Regions from separate parts of the Homo sapiens genome. Here all the other regions are linked to region 2. Evidence: chromatin contacts called from ENCODE Hi-C or POLR2A ChIA-PET data. All regions are on one chromosome and are shown on one strand. The core of a region is the stretch at or near the end of the contact, and the rest is flanking DNA. Distances in the headings are between cores, read along the strand shown. Region 1 holds the start of UBQLN2 (ubiquilin 2). Region 2 holds the start of MAGED2 (MAGE family member D2). Region 3 has its middle 6.8 kb from the start of HSD17B10. Region 4 holds the start of HUWE1 (HECT, UBA and WWE domain containing E3 ubiquitin protein ligase 1).

What was found. Hi-C counts contacts between places; a loop is a spot of excess contacts on that map. ChIA-PET counts read pairs that join two places held with the same protein, here RNA polymerase II (POLR2A). Pooled maps may share reads with other maps.
Region 1: a loop to region 2 is called in a map of B cell, with 19 times the contacts of the local background. The contact joins the promoter of UBQLN2 here to the promoter of MAGED2 in region 2. A Hi-C loop is called at or near these places in 4 of 168 maps with a recorded cell type or tissue (B cell, CD8-positive, alpha-beta T cell, endothelial cell of umbilical vein and 1 more), 2 of 37 single-sample maps with no recorded cell type and 14 of 50 pooled maps.
Region 3: a loop to region 2 is called in a pooled map, with 5 times the contacts of the local background. The contact joins the enhancer-like site here to the promoter of MAGED2 in region 2. A Hi-C loop is called at or near these places in 2 of 37 single-sample maps with no recorded cell type and 7 of 50 pooled maps.
Region 4: a map of B cell shows a loop between it and region 2 (8-fold over the local background). The contact joins the promoter of HUWE1 here to the promoter of MAGED2 in region 2. A Hi-C loop is called at or near these places in 5 of 168 maps with a recorded cell type or tissue (B cell, CD14-positive monocyte, CD4-positive, alpha-beta memory T cell and 2 more), 4 of 37 single-sample maps with no recorded cell type and 20 of 50 pooled maps. POLR2A ChIA-PET finds 5 or more read pairs at or near these places in 1 of 52 experiments (Panc1).

What each region holds. Positions count from the first base shown.
Region 1 is chrX:56,561,893-56,564,876 of GRCh38, reverse strand. It overlaps UBQLN2 (ubiquilin 2), which reads right to left and starts at 1,250. Exons shown (of 1, transcript NM_013444.4): 1 at 1-1,250. The coding sequence starts at 1,003. RefSeq lists enhancers at 254-313, 324-523, 920-1,547.
Region 2 is chrX:54,806,054-54,808,994 of GRCh38, reverse strand. MAGED2 (MAGE family member D2) reads right to left here and starts at 1,250. Exons shown (of 13, transcript NM_177433.3): 1 at 1,193-1,250.
Region 3 is chrX:53,439,695-53,442,558 of GRCh38, reverse strand. No RefSeq gene overlaps it. Among named protein-coding and RNA genes, the nearest start is that of HSD17B10, 6.8 kb to the right of the region's middle. Within about 2 kb of position 1,583, at least 25 of the 41 ENCODE cell types and tissues checked have a DNase peak (open chromatin) inside an H3K27ac peak, as active enhancers do.
Region 4 is chrX:53,685,382-53,688,135 of GRCh38, reverse strand. It overlaps HUWE1 (HECT, UBA and WWE domain containing E3 ubiquitin protein ligase 1), which reads left to right and starts at 1,417. Exons shown (of 84, transcript NM_031407.7): 1 at 1,417-1,548; 2 at 1,768-1,866. RefSeq lists silencers at 1,236-1,410, 1,484-1,783 and an enhancer at 1,994-2,073.

The sequences.
Region 1 (2,984 bases), core at 1-2,500, 1.8 Mb before region 2:
TCGTGCTGGTAGTTGCAGAACTCTGGGTAGCTGGCGGTGGTGCCCATGGATTGGGTAGTGGATCGCGATTTTCTGTGCGGGAAGGCTGCGTACCTTCCCCAGAGGAGGAACTACTCCCCACGGAGGCAAATGGATTACCCCCAAACTGCTCTTGTGCGGCATTCAGCATCGGCTCTTGAATGTCAGTGTACATGCGCCGTAAAGCATTATAGCCACCTGGGATGCTTTCTAGATTGCTAAGAGCCAGGTCTTGATTTCTCATCATCTCTTGCATCATGGCTGGATTCCTGGCAATTTCGAGTGTCTGCCTCATTATGTCTGGGTTGTTGAGCAGGTGACTGATTTCTGGGTTTCTCTGAATCAATTGCTGCATCTGTGGATTAGCCATAATGAGCTGCCTCATCAGATCGGGATTCGAAAGCATGCTCTGAACAAAGGGATTTTCCATTATTTGGATCATCATCTCAGGGCTGGCCATAAGCTGCTGCTGCATCTGGCTCTGGAGCTCAGAGAAGTTGGTCGAGCTCAAGCCCAGGCTGCTAAGGCCTGCAAGTCCTCCCAGGCTCCCCAACCCAAACGGGTTGCTATTTGTGGAAATAGGTGTGGAGTTACTCCTGGGAGTCGACGCCGAGGTAGTGTTAGTTCCCGCGGCATTGCTAGGCTGCGTGGACTGGCCCTGAGGTCGGTTCTGGCTTTTGATGACAAGGTGAACAGTCAGCCCATCATGGATGCCATGCTGGATCAAGGTATCTTGATCTTTTAAGATTTTTCCGGCAAAAATCAGCACTAGCTGATCGGTTTGGGATTTGAAGCGTTTCGAAATCGCTTCCTTAAACTGCTGAACCGAGCTGTTCTCGGGCACCGCGAACTCCTCTTTCTCTTTGGGAGTCTTCACCGTGACTTTGATGATTTTAGGCTCAGCCGGGGCAGCAGCCGAGCCTTGGGCCGCAGCAGGGCCGCGGGAGGGGCGCGGGGGGCCGCTGCTCTCGCCATTCTCAGCCATGGCGGCCGCGGTGACGCAGGCGGGCAGGGAAGGCGCGGGCGGGCGAAAGAGAGAGCGCGAGGGAAGGAGGAAGGAAGGAGGCACCGCCGCAGCGGGCTGGGCCGGGTCAGGCGGGGAGCGCGGAGCACGGTACCTCTGTGATGAAGACTGCGGTTCCCTGGTCCTCCGGTGGAGAAAGGCCTGGGCGTAGGCCGCTGGCTGAGGTCTCCGCGCTCCGGTCTCTGGGCCTCCTCCGCCGCCGCCTTGTGATCCGACCGCGCGCACTCCCAGCAACTCTGGCAGCCGCTCCGCCTGCTGATCCCCGCCCCTTCCCCTCCCCCAGTTCCGCGCTCGCCTCCCCGCCCCCTCTGCTGACGCGGCGCCAGGCCTAGATTGATAGATTTGGCTCGGTCAAAATTAAAAACTTCTGCACTGAAAAGAAAAAAGGGAGAGAGAGAAACAAAGGGAGAGAGAGAAGAGAACAGAACAGTACAGAGCAGGCGAGGCAGAGAGGGTGAGACGGAGAGAAGGAGGCGGTAGAGAGTCAGCTTCTGTAAACGACATTAAAAGACCAATGGAGAATGTATATTAGCAATCTGTAAGGCAGTAAAAGGGTGAAAGCCTGAATCGAACAGATCCCACGTATAAGACGAAAAATGAATAATAAAGAACTCTGACAAAGCAAAAAGAAAAGAGGAACACCTCCAGTAGGGGAAGGGAAGAAGACAGAGCAGGAGCGTGCATTTTACAAAAGGAGTGCAAATGGCCAATAGACATTAAAAAAGGATGATTAATTTCACTACTAATAAAAAGAAATCAAGTTAAAACAATAAAATTCTACTTTTGGCTTATCATATTGGCAGGGAAAAAAATAATGGTAAACCTTCTTGTTGACAGGGACCCTAAAAAATGCCCTCTCAGGCTAGCTGAAGTGTGAATTGTTACAACCATAGGGCAATTTGAAAATATATATCAGCATTTTGAATGTTTCCACCTTTATTTAGAAATGCCTAACCTAGACACTTCGCCTAATAATCGGATGAGGATGCAAAAATATTTATGTATAAAATGTATATACATTGTAGCATTTTAAAATGTTATTTAAATATATTAACTATCTGTTTACATGAGATTAGTTGAGCACATTATCATATTACCATACAAGAAAATATAGAGTGTCTTTAAAGGTATACATGAAATAAACTGTAGTTATAGGGAAATCACAGAGTATTTTCAATTATGCCTTTGTATATTTCTGTACAGTTACAAACTATATAAGAATATATGTTCCAATATCAAAAATACAATAAATATATTTTTATTTTAAAAGCAATTTTTGAACAGTTTGTTGTATATGTAAACCGTATGTGTAAAAAAATCTGGAAGGCTATGCACAAATAAGTTAATGGCTGTTAGTACTGTTTGCTGAAATTATGAATAATTCTTATTTTCTATTTTCATAAGATTTTGAATTTTCTGATGATTTTTGTAAGTATGCACTACAGAAAGGTATTTTGGGGAAGAGTATGGGTAGAAATTGACAGGCACATAATAGTAGTGGCAAACATTGACATATTTACCTAATTTAATTACAGATTAAGTAAGAGCAATAAAGATGTAGCAATGCTGAGAAAGAGAACTTGAAAAATAGAAGAAATAATTTCAAATTTATCTATATATTTCTAACTCTAGGTTAAACCACACAGAAAATTCTTCCCCAACCCCCACCCTCTACCAAGCATCCACCAAAGCACCACTGCTTTCAACATTTAACAGCATTTCAAAGTCATTAGGTCACAAATACTTTAATAAATCTGAAGATAAGAAAAATATATATATACAGGTATGTTATATCCATCGATGGAGAAATGGAAGAATTAATATTATTTTACCTCTCTATTTTATTAATATAATTAATAAAATACAGAGGTAAAAAGATGACTAGCTTTAAATATGTTAATATGTATAGATCTAAAAAGCCAAATTAATTAGTATTAGGTTG
Region 2 (2,941 bases), core at 1-2,500:
GCCCCGCCCGCTTTCCCAGCACGAGCCCTTTCTTTGATGTCCACCGTGCACATGCGCATTCAGCAGCTGGCTCTTCTCAGTGCTGGCCCTTCTCAACACGCCCCTTTCTAGCGAAACATAGTGCGCATGCGCAATGGTCGTGGTCTCAGTCTGGCACTCTGCCCCAACACACGCCCCTCTCCAGGTCCGCAGTACCATTCGGTCCCGCCCCCTGCCCAACAAGCCTTCCTCCAAAATTGTCGCAGTGTCTGGTGGACCCGGCCCCTCCCCTACTCACGCCCTACAGAGTCCAGTGTCTCTTGGCCCCGCCCTTCTTCCTAACACGCCCCCCTCCAAACAGGCGCATCTTGGTTCCGCCCCTTCCCTATTACACCCCCTCCTCAAATAAATACTGAGCTAGTGATTCCATCTTGGGCCCGGCCAAACCGGGTCCAGTCCCCTCCCTTCCCAGCCGGATGGATCCGGTACGATCCGGTCCTTAAGGCAGGTTTTCTCCAGATCCCAGAGGGTGGGGCCGACCCCTAGCGGGGCTCTCATCCAAAAGCCGACCCGGCTGCTCACCTCGTCCTCCTACAATTCCCGAGTGCGTCCACTCACTCCAAGCCCCTCCGAAACTCGGAGACTGCCCTCCCCTCTCTAGGCCGGAAGTGGTCCCGCCCCTTTCCGCCTCCCTAGGGGGCCTCCGTCCCAGCCTGTCTGCCCCTCCCCCGCTCCCTGCTCCTCATTCCTTATGCCCCCCTCCGTATTCCCTTAGCCTGGCTCCCTACTCCCTATTCCTACCTCACATTTCCTATTTACTCCAGAATTCCTTCTTCCCATTTCTTACATCCTCCTCCGTGTTACGTTTGCACACCCTGCCCCTCAGTATTCCTTAATCCCTCTCTGCATCCCCGATTCTCTTCTCTGGATCTTCACTCCCCCTCAGTGTTCCCCTCCCTCCTTGTATTCCTCGTCCCCCTCCCAACATTCCTGGTTCCCCGTTTTTCTCCCCTCCTCCCTCCGCTAGTCTCTGCTCCCAGTCTGTACAGCCTACTACTTTCTCAGTCGTCCTCATTGCCTACACCCCACTCCAGGTCACCTCTGCTTCAGCTGCAGTGGTGCAGTAAGAATTGCTCATCTGCCTGGCTATGGGTTCGAGGGGTCTGGAACCACTGTCTGACCTCCATAAAACCCCAATATCAACGCCCCTCACCTTGTCCTCCAGCGAGTTCGGGATGCGTCTGCCTTCTCTAAGTCCCTCTCGAAGTCTCAGCCTCCTGGACTAGAGCTGCAGACAGCCCAACCCAGCCCAGCCCCTTTCCGCAGCCCCCTGCCACCCCCCCTCGCCTTCCTCGGGGGTGGGGCAATGGGGCCCCGCTCAGGGCTGTCTGACGCCAAAGCCCATGTTTATGCCACTGTACCAGGCTCAGTCTGAAGCTCTTCCAACTCAAACCGCCCCCTGAAAGCAAGTCATTCATTGAATTTATTTTTATATCTTCATTTTTTCTTATTACAAAGGTAATATGTTGTTCTTTTGTTGTTGTTGTAAAAATTCAAACAATGCAGTAATATATAACACACCAATGAAAGGCCACTCATCTCCCAGAAATAACCACTATTAACATTTTGCTATCCAGATTTTTTTTCTATTCGTATACTAATTATTCAGGTTCTCTCTCCGACAAATGGTACACTATACATACCTTCTGTTCTGCGACCTGTTTTTTTCCAGTTATATATAAAACATCTTTCCGTTAGTGCACATTTTTCTAAACAGCTGCATGATCTTTTCTTGCATAGATGTCCCATAATTTATTGAACCAGTCCAGTACACATGTACATTTAGATTGCTTGGTGCACTTTTTGTTATTTATGGTATTTTTTGCTAGCTCAAATGCTACAAAAAAGTCTTCCATTTTGATGCAAAATTTGTCAACTTACTCCTAAAAAGTAAATGGATAACATTCCCGCCAGCAATGTCTCTCCTGTACATGTCACATATTACAAATATTTTTCATGTTATTTATGATAATTTTTGCCAAACAAAAATGTTTAATTATTATGTAGTCAAATATATCCATTTTTCCTTCATCACAACTGGATTCTGCTGCTTGCTTAAAGATGCTTTTCACACTCCTATAACAAACCCCGTTTTTTTTTTCAAGCACTTTTGTGGCTTTATTATTTACATTTAGATGTTTGATCATTTCAAAATTTATTTTCTATACGGATTCAGCTTGATTACTCTTCAAAATCATAGTCTCTTACCTCTACATCATGTGCAAACTAATCCATCTTTTCCCTCTCTGCTTTGAAATGGCACCTCTATCACATAATAAATTCACATAACCAATTGGATCTGTTCAAGAGAACAAAATAAGATGTAAAATAATAGGAAATAGACAAATCATCATTAATTACTGAATATATAAATGCAGACCTGGAAAACCCAAGAGCATCAACTAAAAAGTTATTAGAAACCATAATAAAATTCAGCACAACTGTTAGTTGCAGAAATAATATTCAGTGCCTTTCCACATATAAATGTAATTCAAATGGACACAAGTCTTCTGCTTTATGTGGTCACCTTTTACTATGTAAATAACATATAATGAATCCCTGTGTTCCATGGATAATTCAAGATAGACAAACACACAAATTTCTTGCATATTCAAGGCAGGCTTCTGTTTTCCTGTCTTTTCTCTTTCTCTGAATTATTGCTTTCTCCAAGTGTGTGATATCAGTTCACCATGTTCTTGCCTCCTAGATTTTCTCCCTTATCCACACTAGACATAGCCCCTCCTTTTCTTCTACTTCTGGCATCTCAAATTCCCCACCCCTTCCAAATCATGGCAAGTTGGCAAGTTTAGAATGCCAAGATGAGGACTTTGGTGTTGATCCTGAGAGCACCCAGGAGTTACTAAAGAATTCTAGGCAAGGATACAGCATAGGTTTGTGTTTT
Region 3 (2,864 bases), core at 334-2,833, 1.4 Mb after region 2:
TCTCCCACTGTCTTAACTTCCTGAATGGTGGTCTGGAGTTATTCTTCTGGGTGCTTGCCAAGGCCCATCTGCGGGTCTTCCTCAGTCTCAGTGGCAGATGAGGAAGCAGTGGTTTCCCCAGGCCAGAGACATCTCCACAGCAGGTTCCTCAACTCCACCCTGCCCAATGGACCCTCCTTTTTGACTCAGAGGCCCCCAGAATGTGGGGTGGGCCTTTGGAGCTGACTGAAGGACTCCAAGGGGATAGGGTAGGGCGTGGTTACCGCCCAAATTTAGCCTTTAGTCAGGGAAGGGGGTGGTGGGGGAGTAGATGGTTTGGGGACGACTGGACCTCAGACTGGGTCCCTTGTAAGGATGTGAGGGCAGGCTCAAGAGGGGTTTCCTCCGAGTCAAACACATTCACTCCCCTCCGTCTTCTGGTTTTTAGTCCCTGCCAGGGGACCACACAGGTGAGTCCAGGTGAAAGGAGCAACCACAACTGCCGGCCACCTCTACTCCGCGCCAGACGAAACCGCCCCAAGGGCGCCGCACTTTACCGCCCTCTGTGACCTGTCGCTGTCACACACCGAGTGAGTGTGAGAAGACGAGACCTCGGGAGAAGGAGGGCGACAGCGGGCACCAAGATACACAGGTCCTTTATCCATACCTCCTAACAGCCACCCGCTATGGGCCGGGCCTCCGTCCTCCCAACTGCCAGCTCCACTGGAGACACTCCAACCGCACTGGGAGCGCCTTGTGAGCAGGACACGCATGCGCGGGTAGCACCTCCACCAGCCAGCCGGCTGACCCCGCCGGGGACCTGGCAGGGATGGGGAGCGCATGCGCAGATGGCGCGCACCGCTCCCAAAAGACAGGGTGTGGGTGGCGACTAGACTCTGGACCTGTGGATCTCGGTGCCCGCTGTCGCCCTCCTTCTGCCGGGTCTCGTCTTCTCATGCTCACTCGGTCAGGTCTATAGTACAGCCTCGTACTGGAGTCTTAGTGTAAGTCCTTCCGTTTAATCAGCAGTCCCTCTAATAAAGAAAATGAATGAGTGAATAGCAAACATGGTAAATCTAAGGTGACTTTGCTTAAAGCGGGTGAGGCCAGTACATCGCCACCCAACCCTTGGTTCCGGAGCAGGCGTCTTTTCTTCCTCACCTGGAAGTGGCAGAAAAAAAAGAACTTGTCTTCTGCCCGTGCCCGATCAGGGGCTCCCCACTGCACCCCACATCCCCGCCTTTGGGACAGTCTCACATGGCGAAAGTGGCCTAGGGTGGAGGGCACTGCACTAAGCACGACCCTGACTACTGACTGACCGCTTTTTATAGCCCAGGCACCTTGCAGACATGATTCGTTTCGGATAAGTCAAGTATTCATATTCCCACTTCACAGTGGAGGAAATTGAGGCTGACCCCAAAGCCGCCCCTTTAGTGGGTGCGCGATCAAGACTTATTACATAAACTGCCTTTAAGAGATGGCACCACCACCCCGCGGGCCCCCTACTTCTGGTTGTTGCCCAATCACACTGGCAGGGGTTTCACTGGCAGCTGCAGCCCCGCCCGGCTGACTCATCTTCCCCAAAGCCGTTTAATTCTGTTCCAAGTCTTTCCTAACTCGACCTTGGCGGGCGCGGAGCGGAAGGCATTATTGTCCTCCCGATTTGGGGCCGGGGGAGTTGGAAAACTAGTCTAACTCCCGGGCTGGAGAGCTAGGAAGCCCAAGAGGGCCAAGTCCTGGCTGTCTGCCTCTGACGACGAGCAAGGTGGAGGCCCTTGGTTAGCAGGATGGGTGGTGAGGAGTCCGGGAAGGAGAAGAAAGGCTCAGCGCGGCTTGCCTGAGCCTCCCTCCTCCCAGCTCCCGGCCCCTGCTGCCGGCGGCTGTCACTCCTCGCTGTGGTGCCAGCTGGCTCCCGCTTCCTCGCCTTTATTCCTACCTGCTTGCTCTCCTGCCTTCCTTCGGGCTTTTCACATCCTCTTCTTTTCCTCTCTTGCTCCCCTCCTGTTTGCCTTTCTCGACTTTCATATCGCCAGAAGATGGTCGTCTCCCTCCCGTTCCTCCCAACTCTGAATAAAAAACAGAAAACCCAACTGGTCCTATAATGGCTTCCCTAAGTCTACAGATGACTCCTGGCTTTCTAGCTCACCTGCTGGGGGGGATGTGTAAACCATGAGGTGATTTTTCCAAGACTGTGAAAGGAAGGTGGATATAAGCGGAACTGACACCGTATACTGATCACAACACTTACTGATTCCACCGGAAGATACAGGTTTATTGCTATGTCACACATATGCATTCATTCACTTAGCAAACACTGCCATCTGTTCTATGCCAGGCTCTCTGTGTTGCGTAGCAAGAATACAGAGATCAGAATAGATCCTCAGTCTCTCAGGTGGGTAAGTGTTGGTTCAGAGCTGTGGGACCCTCAGAAAGGGCATCGCACCATCCTGGGGGTTATCTGTGGGGTAGGGTTGCCACATTTAGCAAATAAAAATACAGGGTGCCCACAAGTCTGAATTTCAGATAAATAACAAATAGTTTTACAATATAAGCATGTCCCAAAGATTGCATGGGGTTACTTATATGAAAAAATTATTCGGCCGGGCACAGTGACTCACACCTAGTACTTTGGGAGGTCGAGGTGGGTGGATCATCTGAGGTCAGGAGTTCGAGACCAGCCTGACCAACATGATGAAACCTCGTCTCTACTAAAAATACAAAAATTAGCCGAGGGTGGTGGTGGGCGCCTGTAGTCCCAGCTACTAGGGAGGCTGAGGCAGGAGAATTGCTTGAATCCAGGAGGCAGAGGTTGCAGTGAGCTGAGATCGTGCCACTGCACTCCAGCCTGAGTGACGGAGCAAGATTCTGTCTCAAAAAAAAAAAAT
Region 4 (2,754 bases), core at 168-2,667, 1.1 Mb after region 2:
CATAACAATACATAAAAAGGATGCTATTTATTTTTTAAATGAAAAACAAAAACAAAGCCATGCTTTTCTATTTGTGTATATGAATGTAAGGGGAACTTTAAATTTATCCGTGTTTTACAATAATCATGTGTAATTAGGAAACCAATTTTAAAATGAAAAAAGAACAACCGAAGTTAATTACATGCTAAAGAAAGTATAGCTTCATGTTGCCACTAAATGTTACAGATGGGCCGGGTCTTTCGCCTGTAATCCCAGCGCTTTGGGAGGCCGAGGCGGGTGAACTGCTTGAGCCTAAGAGTTTGAGACCAGCCTGGCAACATAGTGAGACCCCGCCTCTACAAAAAATAAAAAGTTATCCAGGCGTGGTGGCGCATACCTGGAGGCCCAGCTACTTGGGAGACTGTAGGCAGGCAGGAGGATCCTTGAGCCCAGGAGGTCGAGGCTGCAGTGAGTCGTGACCGTGCCACTGCACTTCACCCTGGGTGACAGAGTGATGCTTTGTCTCAAAAAAAAAAAATTGTAAAAATATTCAATGAAACAGTGTATCTCGAAGGGGCCCTGTACATCTCCTGAGATCATATACAAAATTTTATGTGTAAGTATATATTGGGGTGGGGGACCCATTCATTAGATTCTCAATTCGAGGGATGAACCACTGCTCTGGAGGGCTGGAATTAGAGAAGTGGAGGGTATAATCACAGTTTTTATTTCCTCGATGTCTCAGGAGTTCTTTTAATAGTGCTTTTGTCTTTAAATACTAAATTAATACATACTTTTTATTAAAAATTGAAACCTTATCGAAGTAGCTAGAGTTCCAAGTCAAAGTTCTTCGCCCCTCCAATGTCGTCCGCAGCCCACAATAATTAAGTAGGGTTAACAGGTGATCTCCCACCAGGTCCTTTTTATTCCCATGTATTTACAGATGCAGATCCTCTACAGGATCCTTGTCAATCGCACTGCCGTTCCAAATAATTAAAGGAGGAAAAAAGAATGTTTATTGAGGGCTTACTATGTGCCTGAAGTGTTTTAAGGGTTTGCTCGCGTGAACTCTGGGTGGTCGGCTTCCCACGTCGTCTCCCACCCTCCGCTCTGGGTCCAGCCTTGCCCTCTTGCCCCACACTCCCCATTCTTCACAAGGCATCTGGCGAGGTCGTTAATTTTTAAAGGTAAATCAGATCAAATCATGTTCCCTTCCGCGGCTTCCACCGTGCCTCGAATCAAATCCCAATTCTTAGCGACCCTATCATCCTCTATGGTTGCATTTACTGGGCCTTGGGTAGCTCAGGCGCGGTCCCCTGCAAGGGACCCGACTTCACCGCGGAGGGAGCTCCCTCCCGAGGGGCAGGGGCGGGGCTTCGCTTGCGGTGGGTGGAGCCCCAAATCGAGTTTGAGCTGAGCCGAAGCGAGGAGGCTTTCGACTGAGGGCTAGCGAGGGGAGCAGGGCTGGAGCAGGGCTGGAGCAGGGCTGGAGCAGGGCTGAAGCAGGGCTGAAGCAGGGCCGCGGACCCCGCACGCTCCTGCGGGCCCCGCGGAGCCATTGCGGCCGAGGTGAGCGTCTATCCCTGGGCTGGAGGGCGAGCTCTGTACGCGCGGCCGTTCTCGGTTTCTCGCGGGTGGCAGTGGCGAGGTTGGGGGGGGAGTTCCCACGGGACCCTGCGCGGAGGCGCGGAGGTGGCGGCCTTGGGGAGCCTGCGGGAAAGGCTGCTGGAGGGGCAGGGCGGCCTGCCCCAACCCTCCCTGAACCCCGCCTCCTCTCCCCTCCCCCAGGCCTCGGCAGGCGCCAGCGGAGAGCTAGCCGCATCTTCGGGGGCAGCCCGGCAGCTGCCGGCGGCGCGGCGAGAGAGCGGCTGACAGAGGGGATGCGAGGTACCGGCATTAGCCATGGCCAAGTGGCCCTAAAGAGAGAGTAGAGGCCGGGCCTTCAGCGTTTCTCACTGGTTCGAGGAAGGCGGCCTCAGAGGAGAGGGAAGGTGAGGGGCGGGCAGGCAGGCTTCGCGGGTAACTACTAGGCGTTGCATATATATGTTTTGATATCTAAATGGTACTACACACACACACACATTCATTTCGACTAACTGCTTGTTTAAAAATCTGAGAATATGTCTTGTAGATCTTCTTATATCCGGGAATCCAAATTTATGTTGGGTTTTAAACAGCTGCATTGTATGATTGTACTACAGTTTATTTAACCATTTCCCGATTGATATACATTAGCTTGTTTCTCTGTTGGGGGAGGGAGGGGACTATTACAAGCAATGCCATAATGAATGGGTTTGTGTATATGTATCATGCCATGTATGAGTATTTCTGTAGGAGAAATTCTTAGAAGAGTAACCGCTGGGTCAGGGTGTATATGCATTTTGAATTTTGATAGATTTGTCCAAATTGCCTTCCCAAAAGCCTGTACTAATTTACACTCTTTAATGTTGTGCGAGAGTGCCTATTTTTCCACAGTTATGCCAACACGTATTATCAATCTTTGTAATTTTAGCCAATTTAAAGGGCAAAAAAATCGTATGTCATTGTTTTCATTTGCATTTCCCTGATTACTGGCGAAATTGATCATATTTTTGTTTGTAAATAGGCAAATATCAATAGTTTATATAGGCAGTTTTCCTATCTATAAGCAATAAGCATTTTGAAATTTTAATAATAAAAAACCTGTTCGCAATAGCAAGAGAAACGAATAAAAATACCTAGAAGTAAACTATAAAACTTTATTGACGAATACCATAAAAGAACATCTGCATGAAA